3 separate regions of the Homo sapiens genome follow, and regions 2 and 3 are each linked to region 1. Evidence: chromatin loops called from intact Hi-C (ENCODE). Cell type or tissue: PC-3. All regions are shown on one strand. Links, peaks and the distances in the headings refer to the core of each region. The heading gives the core; the rest is flanking DNA. Region 1 overlaps SIPA1L1 (signal induced proliferation associated 1 like 1). Region 2 overlaps SIPA1L1 (signal induced proliferation associated 1 like 1). Region 3 overlaps SIPA1L1 (signal induced proliferation associated 1 like 1).

Region 1 (6,194 bases), core at 760-5,759:
AATCAGTCTTCAGTGTTTTTTTGTGTGTGTGCATTTTTATATAAATGCTTGATTGTTTTCTTAGGATAATTATCTAGGATAAGAATTATTAGGTCAGAGTGTCTGAATGACTTTTTCTGTTGCAGTCCCAAATTCTCCTTCTGAAACAGTAAGGGGTGAAACTCTTGCCTTTTCTTCATCTCTCCTTGACAAACCATATTTGAAAATACATTTCCAATTGAGTTAAGTAGATCCTGCAAATAAAGAGAGATGGGCTCTGTTTTTTTTTTTGTTTTTTTTTTTTTTTTTTTTTTTGAGACAGGCCCTTGCTTTGTTTCCCAGGCTGGAGTGCAGTGGCATGATCATGGCTCACTGCAACCTTGACCTCCCAGGCTCAAGTGATTCTCCTATCTCGGCCCCCTGAGTAGCTGGGACTACAGGCATGCACCACCATGCTCAGCTAATTACATTTTTTTTTTTTGGTAGAGATAGGGTCTCACTGTGTTGCCCAGGCTGGTCTTGAACTCCTGGGCAAGTGATCCTCCTGCCTTAGCCTCCCAAAGTGTTGGCATTACAGGCATGAGCCACCACGCTTATCCTCTGTTAGCTTTTATGTTAGTATTGTAGTGAAAGGAAAATTTGTAGGATATAATAAAGAACAAAGCTTGAAAATAACTTTATTCAAATGTTCATAGCCTAAATAAGAGGCAGTTTAGATCTACTCAGCTGGATTTGCTGTGGGACCCCTAACAAGCCTATGGTGCTATGGTGTACTTGGGTTTCACAGCTCACTTTAGGGTTGCCTTTTAAAATTGATGGCAGATGCTTCCTAAGAGTTCTGATTATTCTGCCAGTGCAAAATTATGGGGATGCTATTTGGTGTCACTAGGTAGTGGATACTTTACTATGGTTTACTTAATCTGATTTTTTAAAAGCATGTACTGTGGATTTTTTTTTTTTTTTTTTTGAGACAGGGTCTCACTCTGTTGCCCAGGCTGGAGTGCAGTGGCATGATCTCTGCTGACTGCAGCCTCTGTCTTCTGTGCTTAAGTGATTTTTGTGCCTCAGGCTCCTAAGTAGCTGGGACTACAGGTGTGTGCCACCACACCTGGCTAATTTTTTTTGTATTTTTTTAGTAGAGACGGGATTTTACCATGTTGCTCAGGCTGGTCTCGAACTCCTGAGCTCTGGCAATCCGCCTGCCTCTGCCTCCCAAAATGCTAGGATTACAGGTGTGAGCCACCATGCCTGGCCTACTATTGATTTTTTTGTTAGAGTGGTATCCAGAATATTCATTTAATGTGCATAGTTATTTGACTAATGGCTCATTGTGAAAGTTCATGGTATTCCAAGGTTTGTTGAGCCCCTCTGGTCAGTGACAATGCAAGACATTTAGCTTTCTGTTCTGTGGCCAGAGATATTTTCTTGTGGCTTCCAGAACAGTCCTGTGAGGAGGGTGATGGAGCAAGTGGATGTCATCTCCGTTTTGTAGATGAGGAAACTGAAGGAACTTGTCTAATGCCCCTTGGCTATTACATGGCAGCTGCCATTCTTCTTTCTCTTAGTTCTCTTTCCTTTATTTTGCACTTTTTTTTCCTACGCTTCCATCGCTTTCTTGGTTGTCTTTCTGGTAGCAATAACATCATCCACACCAATGATTATAGTAATAACTGACCTTTATTGATCAATCAGTTGCCATGTGCCACAGAGTTTCCTAAGTGCTCTAATGTATTGACCTTCACCTCAGTCCTATGGAGTAGGTATTATCCTCTTTTTAGAGCTGAAGAAACTGAGGCCCAGAGAGGTTAAGCAACTTGCCCAAGGTTTATGGGGCTAGTTGTGTTCCCAGGCATCTAACTCTAGCCACTGGAATTCTATATTCTGAAAACCGTTTGACATTTATAACAAGTATAACATGAATTTTCAAGTTGGAATAAAGAAGACATTTCTGAAATGGGCTGAAATAAGTGGAATTGGGGAAAGCTGAAGATGTTTTGCATTAATGTGTTATGTTTCCCTTGAACTGTAGCCAAGAGACTCTTCATAACAGCCTGCATTTCAAGTCTAATTGTAAGCCGGGTGTTGTACCTGCCTGTAGTCCTAGCAACTCAGGAGGCTGAGGCAGGAGGATTGTTTAAACCCAGGAGTTATAAGCTGTAGTGCTCTATGCCAATTGAGTGTCCCTACTAAGTTCAGCATTTCCTGGGAGTGGGGGACCACCAGATTGCCTAAGGGAGGGGTCAACTGGCCCAGGTTGGAAACTCCTGTGCTGATCAGTAGTGGAATTGTGCCTGTGAATAGCTGCTACACTCCAGCCTGGGCAACATAGCAGGACCCCATCTCTTTAAAAGAATTGTTTTAAAAAATGACAACAGTGTTAATAGAGCTGTTTACTCTCTTAGTTTTCTCATTTATAAAGTTAGGCCTGGAGAATAAAGTCATTACTATGAGAGACAGGTGTTTGCTCTTTGAGTCAGCCTGCTTCTCCAAAGTAGGAGAGCTGGTTGATGGCAGGACTGGGTGACCTTCATGGTGATTAAAGCCAGAGGGACAGCAAAAGGCTGCTGCTTTTTCAGGTTTCCTCTTTGGTTTGCCAAGGCCCTGTTGTAAATTACCTAATTAGTAAGACTACCTTTCAAGGAAGGAATCAGGAAATTTAAACTCTAGTTATGGTTTTAGTTCAGCTTTGTGTGGATGGCTTGATTAGCTGGGAGAATAAACCAGATTGGGCTTTTGTTTTTTTCTCTGAACAAATGAAGTTGTCTGGGGAAGAGTAATTGAGACAATGGGCAGAATTCTACCTGGTGAGTAATTTACTACTGAGCTCCTAGAGAGCTGAATTCACCTTTTCCCTTTTCTTGTCTTTAAGATACAGCTAACATTAGTCACAAGGCTACACATCTGGTGACAGGGATGCCTCTAGGTCCTTATTTTTGTTCAGATAATGGAGCACCTGGAAGTTATGTGATTTTAATAGAAAATCAGGAAATACTGGTATACTTAATTCTATCTTAGGAACGAAGAACGATTTTACTAGCAGAAAATGAACACAGTTATATGTACGTAACATAAAATCACAACTGCTGGCTCAGGGTTGGAGGTGAGGTGGGGGGACTGTCTCAGTTAAGCATGATTTATTAATGTTATTATGAATTCTTTTAGTGCCAGTTTTCTGCTACTGTTCTATTTGTTCTGCTATATGAGCTTTGTTGGTATTTGCTTGTAGGTATACTTTGGCAGATGCCAGAAGGCTAACATTGGGAGAAAGGTCTTAAAATTGAGAAAATTCTCCCACTAATTTGTTCTGTGAATCAGGAAGAAAACACGCATTGACTCATTTTTTTGAACAGGAACTGTCTTTTTCTCAGATCTTTTAGCTTATTTTTTAACCTTAAAAATGATATATGTTCATTTTAACAATGCAAACAGTAAAATAAAACTTAAAAAATAAAAATTATCCCAAATCCTAAACCCAGAGATATATGTAATATTTCTGCTAAATATATCTTTATATAATTTTTCTATTACGATTATTTACATTCTTGATAGTGTGTTTATGTGTTAATATACAGATATACCAGAAATAAATATATGTAACTTTATATTTAGATTTATATTCTGTCATATTTCTATTTGGAGGGCTTACTGATTTTCTCATCACCCTTGTACTGATACAGTAGATTTAATTTACTTCCTAAGGTGTCAGTTTATAGCTCGATAGTGTGTTCTCTAAGACTCTGTACTCATTTATATAAAAGGATTTAAAATCTTTGTAATAAACCTGTTCATTAAACAAAACTTCACAGAAATGAGTCATTCTGGGTAGCCAAACTTTCTATATCATTAAGTGTTCAGCTAGTTAATGAATAAAAAAGACATCTTGACTATTGTTGATGAAAACTTTTCTAGATTACAGACTTTTAATTTATGGCTCTATCTAGTACTGCATTCAACTTCGGAGCCATAAAAAGTTTTATTCTAAAATATTTGAGAAATTATCAGAGAGATGTAAATTAAAGCTGCAATGTTATTTACCTGTTAGAACGGCTGTTAGAATGGCTGTTATTAAAACCTGTTAGAATGGCTGTTATTAAAACCTGTTAGAATGGCTGTTATTAAAAAAAGACAAAAAATATAGCAAGTGTTTTGAGAGGATGGGGGAAAAGGGAACCCTTGCATACTGTTGGTGGGAATGTAAGTTGGAATAGCCATTATGCAAAACAATATGGAGGTTCCTTAAATTATTAAAAATAGAACTATCATGTGATCCAGCAGTTCCGCTGCTGGGTATATATCCAAAGGAATTGAAATCAGTGTTTGAAGAAGTATCAGAATTCCCATGTTTATTGTGGCATTATTCATGATAGCCAAGATATGGAATCAATCTAAGTGTCTAATAACAGATCTGTGGGTAAAGAAAATATGGTATATATACACAATGGAATACTGTATAGCCGTAAAAAAGAAGGAAATGCTTTCATTTACAATAACATGGATGAACCTGGAGGACTTTATGTTAGTGAGATAAGCAGATACAGAAAGACTGCATGATCTCCCCTACATATGCAAAATAAAAAAGTTGAACTCAGAAGTAGATTGTAGAATGTAGCTACCAGGGAGAAGGGGGGATAGTGAGGGTTTTAGGGAGGGGGATATTTGATAAAAAGGGTACAAATTTTTCAGTTAGATAGGAAGAATAAATTAATAGATAAGTTAATAAGTTAGTAGATAAGAAATATATTGCAGGCCAGGCACCTGCTTGTAATTCCAGCACTTTGGGAGGCTGAGGCAGGAGGACTACTTGAGCCCTGGGGTTCAAAACCAGCCTGGGCCATATAGTGAGACCTTGTCTCTACAAAAAAATTTTAAAATTACCCAGGCATAGTGGTGCATGCCTGTAGTCCCAGCTACTCAGGGGACTGAAGTGGGAGGATCACTTGAGCCCAGGAGGTGGAGGCTGCAGTGAGCTGTGATTGTACCATTGCACTCCAACCTGGGTAACAGCGAGACCTTGTCTCAAAAAAAAAAAAAAAAAAAAGAAAAAATTCTCTTGTAAAACATGATGACTAAAGTTAATGACTGTGTACTACATTCTTGCTAAGAGAGTAGATTTTAAATGTTCTCACCACAAAAAAATGAAAAGTATGTCAGGTAACATATATGTTAATTAGCTCGATTTAGCCATTTCCTGGTGTGTACGCAATTCAAAACAACATGTATATGATAAACACATACAATTTTTACTTGTTAATTAAAATATTTGAGAGAAGGGAAAATGGTCATTATATAAGACAAAAATGCATGGAATTATATACATCAAAAACAATTTCGTGAACAAAACACCACTCTGGTCTTCCAAATATGTATATTTTTGCTTATATAAAATATATAAATACCTTGACTTACTTGCTTATAAGTTAAAAAGCTTAACGTGCATATAGAAAAGCAGATAGATCCTACGTTTTCACCTTTGATAAGTTTTCACAAACTTAACACAAGTGTATAACCAGCATCACAATTAAAAATCAGGATACCACCACCATTACAGGAAACCCCCCCCTCATGTTCTCTCCCATTTCAGTACCAACCACCCCCTATACTACCAAAGGTAACCACTGTTCTGACTTATGTCACCATAGTTTTGTTTTGCCTGCTTTTGAACTTTATAAAAATGAAATAATATAATATGTACTCTTTGGTTGTACTCAATGTAATGTTTGAGAAATGTATACACATTTTCGTATATAGGAAGGATAATTTTTTAGTGTAGTATTCTATAATGTGAATATACTACACTTTATTTACTACTGAACATCTGTTTTTGTTTTGCAGATTTTGACCATTTTACTATTAATACTGTTATAGTATTTTTATACTTGTTTTTGCTTTTTTGGGCATATGTGCACATTTCTGTTAGGCATCTATACCTGGGAGTGGGATTACCAAGCTATAGGATATGTATTAATATTTGTTCAGATTTAGTAGACACTGCAAAGCAAAGCCTTCTACTAAAGTAGTTTACTGATTCACTCTCACACACAGTGTGTGAGAGTTCCAGTGGCTCCACATCTTCATCAGCACATTGTATTTTTAGTCTTGATTTTAGCCATTCTGGTGGGTATGAAGTGGTATTTGTTGTTGTGCAGATTGCATCTCCCTGATGACTAAAGAGGACTAGTGCTTTGACCTCAAGAACTTCCCCTCTGGGGAGATCT
Region 2 (6,194 bases), core at 395-5,394, 120 kb after region 1:
GATGGTCTTGATCTCCTGACCTCATGATCCGCTCGCTTCAGCCTCCCAAAGTGCTGGGATTACAGGCGTGAGCCACCGTGCCTGGCCTGGATAGTTTATTTTTAAAAAGAATTTATTTCACACAGATGGAGGCTGAGATGTCCAAGGTCCAGCTGCTGCTGGTGGGGACTCTGCAGCATCCCGAGAAGGCGATGGAGGGCATCACATGCTGAGGGGCTGAGCCTCCTAACTTGCTAGCTCAGGTCTCTCTTCCTCTTCTTATAAAGCTACCAGTTCTACTCCCATGATAGCCCATTAATCCATTAACCCATTAATCTGTGACTGGATTAAGCATTCACAAGGACAGCTCTCATAATTCACTCACCTCTTAAAGGCCTCTCCTCTCAATACTGCCACACTGGGGATTAAGTTTCAACATGAGTGTTGGAGGGTACAAATATTCGGACCATAGCAACCTTGAAAATTCTAATGGCAAATGTTTTACTACCTGTCATTTTATGCCCAGCCAACCATCAGTCAGTTTAAAGCTAGGCATGCTAAGACTCAAAGCTTTTACCACCCATGCACCCCTTCTTAGGCAGTTACTAAATGAAGAAGGTAGTGGTCCATCCAGGTGAGGGAGTGAATTAAGAAAAGAAGAAATGAAATCTGGGAGACGTGGGATCCATCCAGGAGAGAAAGAAAGGAACTGTCAGGATGGTGATTGGTGGGATGTTCCCCAGAATACCTCTTCAGGAGACCTAGAGATCAGCAGCTAGATTGGGGCATGAGAAGAGCCCTAGGAGAGAGTTCTTCAGGGAAGAGAAATGGAATTGATAGGAATCTGTTGTTTTTGACTGTGTGGAAAGAATAACAAGATTTTTTTGCTTCTTATGTTGTATGTAGGAAAAATTAAGCGTAGGTATATAGAAATAAAGCAAATGAAAATAAATGAAACTGTTACTAAGTTCGGGAAAAGTAAAGTAAGCAACTGAGCAAATATAGCCGTAGTAACGTAAATCCTAATATATATAGCTATGTGATATAACTAATATACACACATGTGAACATAAATAGGTACATAGAATGGGGTAAGGAAATGGGAGAGACACTTAATGGAAGCATGCTGATTTCTCATCTTCCACAACAGGACTTCAACATTTACTACGTAAGATTGACAAATTAAAAAGTAGCAATATGAGCGTGTTATTTAGGAATAAGGAAATAGTGAGGGAAACAGTGCTATGTATTGAAAGTGGCTGTGGCTGTTCTTGGGACTGAAGAAGATGGAGTCAAGCAGTATCGGTTTCCCCCACTTTATATGCCTGTGGTACTATTTGCCTTTAACTACTATGTATATTACTTTGATAAAAACATAAACGAATTAAAAATAAAATAGCATTGCAGTAAGTATCTTTGGACAATTATTACAGATTGTAAAATCACGTCTCAGTGTTTGTTTTACCACCTATTTTCCTATTCAAATGTGGTTGACATTTATGATTAAGCCTCTGCTAAGGACTAAGTATCCTAAAATCAAATAAGATGCAGTTCCTGGCCTGAAGCACTTACATTTCAGTGGGTGGCGCATCAGAAAACTGAGCATTCACAGTGTGTCCTGTTTGATTGTCTTTTGGGAACCAAGGATGTGGAGAAAGTTTGGGACCTCAAGAGAAAGAGTGGATGTCTACAGCTGCACAAGGAAGGGCAAACCAGCAGAGCTCCTGGGACCTGCTGAAGGAGGAAAGATGCCCGAGAGCTGGGCAGAGGAAAATCCCTCCTGCTTTCAACAACTATGCATTTCCAAATGTCGAAAGAGAGATTGCAGAGCTCAACAACATGAATATTTTCTGGCTTACCTGCCAATGGTTTTTTTCTCCCCCTAAAATGAAACAATATCCATTATCTCTAGCGACATGTCTATTTTAACTTTGTCACTGTTAACAGTGGTTACTGGTATTCCAGTACTTTTTCCTAATGTGTATAGTGTTGTTTTGATTTGTATGCCTTTGATGCTTATTATACTCAGAACAGTAGATGGGCCTTTTCTTGTGCTTGTGTTCTGTCAAAGAATTTTTCTTAGTTCAACATATTCTTTCTTTAAAACTTGTTTTAACTGCAGTGATGCCAGAAAGTTTCAAAAAGACAGTTCCTCACTTTTTCTTGGCAGCAGTTCTGGTGTTAGAAGGTAATAACACATAGTGAAATCATGATTTATTTAAAGTAGAAATTTTGATTTCTACAACAAAAATCTTGATTTTTAACCACCATAAATTTCCTGTAGTAATCCCAAGGGATGCTGTAAAAAGAATAAGGTGGGGTAGGGGTGGGAGTGGAAGGGGTGGACAACTTCCTGAAAGAGAACATACCCCAGTGCAATCTTGAAGGAGGAGTAAGAGTTAGAGGAGTAAAGGGTGGATAAGAATAAAACAGGAGGAGGAAGGAAGAGAATTGAATGGAGTTGTGTTCCAGCAAAAGTTACCACTTGGCTTCACCTGAAGTCTCACGAGAACCCGGTGCATTCAAGAAATTTTAACTGGTTTCCTTTCCCTTTGACTGGAGCTCAGGGTTCAGGGAGCATGGTGGGAAGAGTGTGGAGAGATTGGGCTGTTAATTAGGGAGATTTATCTTGCACTTAGGAAATTCTGACATTGCAAAAACAGAGAGGCTATCTCCTTGAGGATTTAAGCGAAGGAGGCTAAGACTCGTGCTAATATGCACCTTATAAACAGTCTTGAATAGGCAAAGTGATCAGTTTTTAAAATAAGCATTATTGCAGACACACAAGACTATGTTTTAAGATCAAACTTACATTCTAGTTAGAGGATTTATTTTACTTTGTCACAAAAATGAAAAGGTTGGCAAAAAAAAAAAAAGACTTCCTGCCACAAGGTTTTATCTTTGAACACTTTATTGGTTTGCGTTTTGATTAATTTTTTTTCTAGTTAATAAGAGTTTAAATGATCAAGTTAATACATTTGTGAGGAAAATCTCACTTAGAAATCAGAGATTTTTAAGTTTAGGGGATTAGATTAAAAATAATTTTATTTGAAAGTTAGGCATAAAATGTATGTATATTTGCATATGTGCATAGTTTTTAAAAAAAACTGGAAGGATGTGGTATGCATTAAAGAAAGATACTTTGTTTGCTCCTGCTTTCATTTCTGTTGACAAGTTGCCAGAATTATTTGTATAGGGCCTCTATTTTCGGAACCATGATATAAATAAAGGATTCAAAATGTTTCCAATATGAAGCATTTCATCCAGCATTTTTACATCAGCTTTGAATGGGAGGAGGTCCTTTGCTGCTTGTGAGCATAAGTGGATTCTTTGGCTCTTAATCATCCACCCCTTTGCCTTTCTTTTTCTGGCTCTGTAAATACTTAAGTTGCTGCGGAACTGACTGTCCCTTGCACTGGATCCTTTCTCTCCTCTGCCCTTATCATTCAGTGTCTTACTGTCTGTGCCCCCAGCCCACACACAGTGCCTGGAAGAATATGTATACTATGATGAGTGACTATCATTGGGCTTGGGATTGGGACATGTAGAAGAAGACGTATACTTTTCACTTTTTCTGTACTATTTCAATTATTAAAATTTTCAGTAAGCATATAACCGGGTTCAAAAATGACTGAAAAGGGGCAAAGGAGAGACTTGTGTGGGGAGAAAAATTATTTGAGGGTAAAAGATAAAAATTATTTTGACCATCATTAATTTGATGGTAATTGTTTTAAATTTCTGGTTTTAGTTGTCTCTCCCTTTAATGCTGTATTAACCACACTGCCTTCCATTGTCCTGTGAGAATATGTTTATTTGCTGGGATTTTAAATAGTCGATTCTATTGTGGATTAGTTTATCTTTTAGTTACTTCATTGTGACAGTGTTTTATCCAGTTCTGTGTCACTTCTTGTTAATCTTTTAATAGATTTGCTCCTTTTTATGCCTGTTTTTCATGCTCCTTTGATGAGTGGATTGGGGTGAGAAGGTCAAACCCACTATTTTTTATTCATTACTGTTGTGAAGGCTCTTCAAGAGAGAAAGATGAAGCTGAAACCTTTATTAAATTTTGCTAATGTGGACTTGTTTTTGGCATTTCTCCGTCAACACAGATATGTGTGAAATAACCATGATTACGTTTTAGATTACAATAGAAGTTCTGATAATTTATCAGTTAATTTCCATTCTATTTTAGCTGAAAGCACGTAACTTTTATTTCTAGTGATTACATTTCAAGGGTACTAAGCTTAGGTGCTTTCAGGATAAGGATTGGACAGATCTTTTCCTCAAGAGCCTGAAAGTCTCACTGGGGAGAGAAGGCTGAACCACAGGTAGACTGAATCTTGAAATTTCAGTAAGTAGCAGAAAGGGAAGCATTTTTAGAAAGGAGGGTGCCCTGGTACAAGGAACATGGCTTAGGGATCAGACTCTCGAGCAGTGACCCAGTCTCGTCTAAGCTGCTGGGTCTTCATGTACAAACTGCAGTAGATAATAGCTCTTTAAAGATTGCTTTAGCGAGTTAGTGAGATAATGAGCAGTGCCTGATGCATACATAACTGGTTACAATGGATGGAAACAGATTATTGAACAAGCATGCTCTGAAAGGACAGCATGGTGCAACAGGCAGGGTAAGAGTAGGGGAATGAGGAAATCTGGATGTAAACCTGGACTTGACACTTGCTATTTAATCCTAGGTGGACTTACAGTTTCTGGCTACTACTGGTGGAAAATGATGGGCTCAGACAAGGTATTCTTTATAATTTACAGTTTTAAATTGTCAATATTGAATTCTTCATGCAGGCTGAGTCACTTGGTAGAGCTTTATGAAGAGGGCACAGTGGTTTGTTTAGGGCAAGCCTGTTTCCTTCTGTTAATATAAGAAGGAAACAGTTTGTGGGCAGGTGCCAGTTACTCTTGAATTCCAGGCCTAAAATCCAGGCCTAAATAAGAAAATAATGGCAGGGGCCAGGTGCAGTAGCTCATGCCTGTAATCCCAGACTTTGGGAAGCCGAGGCAGCTGGATCACGAGGTCAGGAGTTTGAGACCAGCCTGGCCAACATGGTGAAACCCCGTCTCTATTAAAAATATAAAAATTAGCCAGGTGTGGTGGCGGGCACCTGCAGTCCCAGCCACTCGGGTGGCTGAGGCAGGAGAATCGCTTGAACCTGGGAGGCAGAGGTTGCAGTGAGCTGAGATCATGCTATTGCACTCCAGCCTGGGTGACAGAGCAAAAAAAAAAAAAAAAGAAGAAAAAGAAAATAATGGCATGGCAGTTGAGGAGCCACTGAAGGTTCTCAAAGTGACATGACTACCATAGCATTTTTAAAAAGTTAAAGTTAATTATCAATAAATACTTTTTCTCTCACTGTATCCATATCCACAGGATATAGAAATTCATGCCTGCGCTGGACTGCAGAAGTGGTACACAGGCTATAAGGGAGCCTTTTTTCTTTTATATTTTCAAAGTAGTTTTTCTACCATAAATTTTGTAACCACTAGCCCAGTATTGAGAGAGAGCCTGCTATATAGTGAGCACTTATTTTTTTTTTTTTTTGGAGACAAATCTCACTCCGTTGCCCAGGCTGGAGTTCAGTGGTGCAATCTCAGCTTACTGCAACCTCCGCCTCCCATGTTCAAATGATTCTCCTGCCTCAACCTCCCAAGTAGCTGGGATTACAGGCACATAGCACCACACCCAGCTAATTTTTGTATTCTTTTAGTAGAGGTGGGGTTTCACCATGTTGGCCAGGCTGGTCTTGAACTCCTGATCTCAGGTGATCCGCCTGCCTTGGCCTCCCAAAGTGCTGGGATTACAGGTGTGAGCCATTGCGCCCAGCTGCACTTTGTGTTATACACAATTTGCTTAACTTTATGGCTTGTTGGGCATGCCTTTTTTTTTTTTTTTTTTTTTGAAACGGTCTTGCTCTGTCACCCAAGCTGGAGTGCAGTGGTCCGATGGCAGCTAATTCCAGCCCCAAACCTCTGAGCTCAAGCAGCCCTGCCACCTCAGCCTCCTGAATAGCTGGGACCACAGGCACACACCACCACGCCTGGCTAATTTTTTTTATTTTTTATTTTTTCTTTCTCCGATACAGAGTCTTGCTCTGGCACCCAGGCTGGAGTGCAGTGGTGCGATCTCGCCTCACTGCAGCCTCTGCTGCCCGGATTCATCCAGTTCTCCTACCTCAGCCTCCCAAGTACCTCGGATTACAGGCACA
Region 3 (6,194 bases), core at 756-5,755, 200 kb after region 1:
ATATATATATATCCAGGAACCCTCCTGTCTATGCACAATGCAAAGGCTGTTGAGCTTTCTTGTCAGCTAAGCAGGGTGCAGGGGAGGGAGACAAAGCAAGCAAAGGTGTTTTTTTGTTTGTTCATTTGTTTTCTCCCCTGTGACATTTTCCGTTATCACGATTTGAACCATTTGATTTGGAAAGCTGAAAATGGTAGTTCAGGTTCGTAGTCCCTTAATATAAAGTGGCAGGGCTGGCTGTGTTTCAGAATTGAGGAATTTTCAGATTTTAGAGGGATAATAAAATGTATGACCCATATAGTAATATTCCCAGTGAGATCTGGGGCAGTACCCCACAATCAATTATGCAGGGGAAACATGAATATTCACACAAAGATGAATAAATTAAAAGTACTAATGTCAGCCCCATGTCAAGTTTTGCTGCCAAATATGTTTGCCTAAATTTGCTTTCTACCTTTCAACTTCAGAATTGCAAATAAGAAGTTGTAGACATATGTTGCAGCGGTTGTCCAAAGACAAACCTGGTTGAGTTCTGGTGATAGTTAATGGAGCTGAGTCACAGAACTGACTCTTTATGATCTTGTGTCTCTCCCTACTGTACTAGTTCCTCTCTCTTGCATTCTCTGATCTCTTTGCTCATCTGTCAAACAGGGGTAATATTTGCCTTGTGGGCTATTGTGAGAGTAAGAATTTAATGTATGTTAAACACTGCACGTAGTGCCTGGCATATGATAGGTATTCAATAAATGTTAGCTATTAAAATTTCACCTCTTCTCTTCCCCCTTTTATTAGATAAAACCTTACTGATGTGGTGGTTGTAATGACACTCTGGAAATAGGATTAAGTGATAAGAATTGTCCCAATGTCATTGGAGAATTCAAAGTCCAATTTTTTTTTTTTTTTTTTTTTGAGACAGAGTTTTGCTCTGTTGCCCAGGCTGGAGTATGTGGTACAGTCATGACTCACTGCAACATCAATCTCCCGGGCTCAAATGATCCTCGAACCTCAACCTCCCGAGTAGCTGGGACTACAAGTGTGCACCACCACACCTGGCTAATTTTTGTACATTTTGTAGAGACAGGGTTTTGCCATGTTGCCCAGGCTTGTCTGGAACTCCTAGGTTCAAGTGATCTGCCCCCCTCAGCCTCCCAAAGTGCTGGGATTACAGGCATTAGCCACTGTGCCCAGCCCAAAGTACACATTTTTATGTTGAAAACTCATTGCTTGTTAAATGATCAGTAACACCTTAAAATTTCTTTGCAAAATGACTGGACTTTTCAATGATGAATAAATGTTTTGATTAATGTTATAAGTAAATCTCTTAATCCTTCATTTTAACTGCATTTGAGGAAGAAATATTTGCCATTAGCTGATTTGCCATTGTGAGGCCTCTTTTAAAGTTTCTCTGCAGACACTCATCCTTTGGAAAACTATTTGAAAGAGAAGTTGCTCTAAGTACAGTATTGATGATAGTAGTGCTGTAACAAAGATATAGGCAAGGTTTATAATTTAATATATTGGGAAAAGGGTATTGGGAGATAAGTCTTTTCTAATTTTACAAAAAAAAAACTGCAAAAATATTAGTGGACCTTTTAGTGCAAAACAGTTTATTTTAAAATATGTTTTATAAAGTAGACCTCTGCTTTTAAATTTGTAAAGACCTCCCTTTTAAAAGGGGGGACACCATAAAAAAAGAATTGCCTTTAGTTACCAGGATTTTTTAATAACCTCATTTTGTACTTTGTAATTGATTAACAGAAATTTCCTATAGTACCAACAGATCTGTTTAATGGTGCATGATCTTTACATACAGGAAATTTTCATTTATTTTTCTGGCCTTTTCTCAGTTCATGAAGTTCGTAGATACTTGCTCCACTTAATTTTGGATCAAAGACGGAAAATACAGAAGGATTTCAAGAGAAGAAAGGTGTTAGCTATTTTCTGGGCATGTGCCCTATAGGACCTTTTAGCATTTGACTGGGACAAAGTGGATCTGCCTATATTTATATGCATCGTATTACCTGCCTTCACAGCTGAACTACCAGCAGAAAGTAGGCATCATGTACTGCAAAGCTGGACAGAGCACTGAAGAAGAGATGTACAACAATGAGTCAGCTGGCCCAGCCTTTGAAGAATTTCTTCAACTATTGGGAGAGCGAGTTCGGCTCAAAGGATTTGAGAAGTATCGAGCACAGCTTGATACCAAAAGTAAGAAATACTTACACCCTCCTACTAGGCTTATTTTCCCCCTGTTGTGCTGTTGTGCATCTGCTAAATTATCCGTAAAGCAACATTGCCATTTATCGCAGAACACTGCTGGTGATGGGGGAGAGAAAGCCAGAGAGGGAGGATGTAGCACCAGAACAGTTGAAGATCATAACCAAAGTAGCTAGAATTAGACTCTAAAAAAATAGTGTTGTCAGAGGTGTGTGCATGGAGTGGGGCAGTGACACAGATCGTGCAGAATTGCTCCTGGGTGAGCATTGTGTAAATTTCATTACATTTAGCCAAATGTTAGGGTGATTAAAAACTCCGGAAACTTACAACTGTCTGAGTGTAAGCCTGGAATTTTTGACTTCCATTAATTCATTTCATAGTCTTCATGTTTATCTATGTAGTCAGCCTTTGTTTTTGTTTTTTTGTATTCTTTTTACATCTAGGGTTTTTGTTTCTATTATTATTATTCACAGTCTACTTAATCTCTGAGAAAATAGGCTTTTTAGCTTTGGTATTAGTTTAGCTCATAAAATGTGTTGATTAAAAGCATGATAATGAAACAATCTGTTTAACTATGGTGCATGAACCTAAAAGGTTGTCCATGTCCAGTCCCCAAGTTGTCAGTAAAATAGTTAACATTCTCAAATGCCTATTTTGGTTAGCTGGGACTAATCAAAGAGTGTGTTGACTTTTGCTATGTGTCTGTGTGAAAGCAGTTTTAAATTTTATCTTTAAATTCATCCATAGACACCTGTGACCTGTTTTTCTTTGAGAGGGTCTTGGGATTAGCACATCTGTATTGCAGTCTATAGTAATCTCTCTGATTTTCTGTACAGGAAATTAAATAAGGAGTTGAGTCATGAAAACAGAAAAGCATTCATAAACTCCACTGCAGGGAAGAATTTCCTGTTGCCATGGTTTTGCTGTTGCCAACTTGGAAACGACATGCAAGAGAGACTATTAAAACCCATAAATAGCCTAGCTGCTTAAATATTATTTTAACATTCTGTACTCTGCTTGCAACTGCATAAAGATGTTAAATTTCAGTATGTCCTTAAACTCTTTTTATCCAGCTATTCTGATATTCACCTGGTACAGTTCATTCATGTTGCCCCCATTTGTTGTGCTGTATAAATTATCACTACCACAAACAGTTATTGAAAGGATCTGGGAAGAGAATGTGTAATAAGCTCAGTGATACTATAAATGAATGGTCAGACTGGGAGTTGATAAGATTGTGTGTTATCTGTGATGAAGGGTGATGTGAGAAATGTATAGCTAGGGTATCGTTAAGCAACATGACATGTAGTAAGGCAGTGGAATACACAAAATAAGCACTTTGTGCACAGTTTGTCCAATTATCCCAACAACTGCAAAGGCTAGAGGGGGATGAGCCTGGATTACCAAACAGCCTCTTAATGTAGTTTTGGAATTATATAATACCTTCAACAGGGAAAGATTCTTTTTCACTGAACTACTCTCCTTTAAGTAGTTCAACTTTATGAGGCATGTCTGACCTTTCAGGGCATATTTCCTGAGAAGGATTCAAAGAATCCTTCTGTCCTTTTAAAATGTCGCATTTCCTAAAATGAACGAAAAGTAGGGAAGTATTCCTACTCTGAAGCCCCAAAGAAGACAGTACGCAAAATCATCTCTTTTACTCCAAGCTTATTAATAGGGGCAAAAACTAGAGTCTATTCACTATGCCATTTAAACCTGCATTAAATAATCATAGACCACCAAAATAGGCAACAGCCAGCCTCTGTACACCTCAGCTGCCTCCTACTGGGCTGGACACTACTAGAGATAAGACTTCGTTCTGTGTGCTGTGATGTAATCTCACCATACTTAATCTAACTTTATGTTGTGTCAAGAAACTTTGAATATAATTCTTTTTCTAAAAAAGTGCTTTTCAGAACAAATGTTCAAGGATCATTCCCACTGTAGATGTCACTTGAATCTATGGGTTTGTAGTTTTTATCAAATTAAAGTACTATCTGCTGTTATTTCTTTATTTTTTCTGTCTTAACCTCCCATCTCTCTGAGACTCCAATTACACATATGTTATATCACTCACTGGTGTACCACAGGTTAATGAGGCCCTGGTTCTTTTTTTTTTCCCCCTAACCTTTTTTTTTCCTTCTGTGCTTCAGTTTGGATAATTTCTATTAATATATCTTAAAGCTCCTTGTGTTTTTCTTTTCTTCCATGGTATCTTAATTCATTGTTAATCCCGTCCAGTGAAATTTCCATTTAAGATATTATATTTCAGGGCCAAAAGTTGCATTTGATAATCTTTTTAAATGTCTTCTATTCTCACCTTTTTAGGTTCACGCTGTCCTTTAGATCCCTAAACACATTTATAATAGTTGTTTCAAAATGTTCATCTGCTAATTTCATCATTTCTCTCATTTTCAGTTTCTTTTTTTAATGGGGTTCCTTTGTATATATTTTACTTCCTCACATGTCTGGTTGTTTTTGATAAGATGTTGGATATTGTAAATGTTTCATTGTTCAGTGTCTTAATTTTGTTATCTTCTTTAAGTGTTGAGTTTTGTTTTGGCAGGCAGTGAAGTTGCAGAACAGCTTGATTTTTATGAGTCTTATTTTTAAGCTTTGTTAAAGCATACCTAGAGTAGCTTTTACTCTGGCTAACTTAGCCCTACTACTAAGGCATGACTTTTCTTGCACCTCAGTACTTGAATATTCAATGAAGTGTCTACTGTGGCTGTTCAGAACTCATTAATGTCTCCCAACCCAGTGTGAACTGTGGAATTGTTTGGCTTATAATTCGTTGGTAGTTGTTCTTTCCCTAATATTTTGTCTTTGCTTGGCTTTTGGAATTTATGCATATGCATATGCAGCTTACTGTCCAACTCAAGACTCAAAGGGACCCCTATTCAGATTTCTGAACCTTTCATCTGATATTTCTTTCTCTTTGGTATTCTGCCTAGCAAATATCAGTCACCTCAGACTTCCTGAACTCGAGTCTGTCTTGGCTTCCCCCTTCAGTACCTTGCTCTGTGTCAACTGTCCCACAAGTACCTCTAGGTAGAAAGCCCAGGGGTCATAGGGCTCATCTTCTGTATTCTTTTTTCTCAAGGATCACTATCCAAGGCTGCCTGTTCTCCAATGTCTGCAAACAGTTGTTTCAGCTATTATATCATTTTTTCTAGTTATTCACAATGGCATGGTAAGTGCTGTATCAAGCACTTCATTATGGCTGGAAGCAGAAGTCCCAGATACTTTTGATATGTATGCCGTCTCGTTTAATTCCGACAAACCTGCTAGATACCAATTATCCCCACTTTACAGAATTGGCTTCTTTAGATTAAGTAACATGCCCATGGTTAGATAGCTAGCAAGCATTAGGAAAGTAGAATAGATCCCAGTAGTGTGGTTAATGAAGTGTTCAGAGAAAGCATAAATGTAGAATGAAGTATAGCAAAGCCCCAAGACCGGCCTTTAGCCTATGTCTTCCTCCCTCTTAAGCCCTTGAGCTAACAGTACTCAAACCAGCTCATGAGATAGCTCTACTTCATGCATTATCATCATATTCATTTCTTAGTATTTTTGTAAAGGAGGACGAGGCTCAGGGAAGTAATGAACTATTGAACCATTTCTTCTTTTTCCCAGTTATCTGTGCAAAGACCATCTACACATTTCAAAAATAAGGATTTGTAGCAAACAAGCAAGCTACAAATAAATATGTCACAGGCTGGAACAATTCTGCAATGAAGAAATTTTTAATAGGGGATTTTTCCTTCTTTTTTGTTTTCTTATTTGGATGATATAACCTAGATAATTACCATTCTCTCACACTACAATAAATACAATAAACTTCCCACCAAGCAGTTTGTTATTTGAAAGCTGGAGACCATCCTCATTTTTAGCTACGTACGTGGATTATTTGGGGGAATTATTTCCTGACTGAGGCTTGTTTGTCACGTCAGTACACAGGAGACTTAGAAGCCGTT

Evidence for each region. Hi-C counts contacts between places; a loop is a spot of excess contacts. Peaks named below come from ENCODE experiments on the same cell type or tissue, not always from the same donor. Only the 100,000 strongest peaks of a DNase experiment are listed, where the experiment ranks them.
Region 2: a loop joins it to region 1, with 2.8 times the contacts of the local background. A loop is called at or near these places in 1 of 110 quality-filtered maps.
Region 3: it touches region 1 in a loop (4-fold over the local background); 1 of 110 quality-filtered maps calls a loop at or near these places.

The regions. Positions count from the first base shown.
Region 1 is chr14:71,446,636-71,452,829 of GRCh38, forward strand. All of the region lies in intron 2 of SIPA1L1 (signal induced proliferation associated 1 like 1), which reads left to right. It also overlaps the pseudogene RN7SL683P. Among named protein-coding and RNA genes, the nearest start is that of SNORD56B, 51 kb to the left of the region's middle. In PC-3, for the core only: no CTCF peak of the experiment used is centred there; DNase peaks (open chromatin) are centred at 2,836, 3,236 and 5,046; H3K4me3 peaks cover 1,216 bases; H3K27ac peaks cover 2,327 bases.
Region 2 is chr14:71,571,865-71,578,058 of GRCh38, forward strand. All of the region lies in intron 4 of SIPA1L1 (signal induced proliferation associated 1 like 1), which reads left to right. Among named protein-coding and RNA genes, the nearest start is that of SNORD56B, 180 kb to the left of the region's middle. In PC-3, for the core only: no CTCF peak of the experiment used is centred there; a DNase peak (open chromatin) is centred at 3,327; H3K4me3 peaks cover 299 bases.
Region 3 is chr14:71,648,302-71,654,495 of GRCh38, forward strand. It overlaps SIPA1L1 (signal induced proliferation associated 1 like 1), which reads left to right. Exons shown (of 24, transcript NM_001386936.1): 8 at 2,034-2,208. Among named protein-coding and RNA genes, the nearest start is that of SNORD56B, 250 kb to the left of the region's middle. In PC-3, for the core only: no CTCF peak of the experiment used is centred there; a DNase peak (open chromatin) is centred at 3,140; H3K27ac peaks cover 877 bases.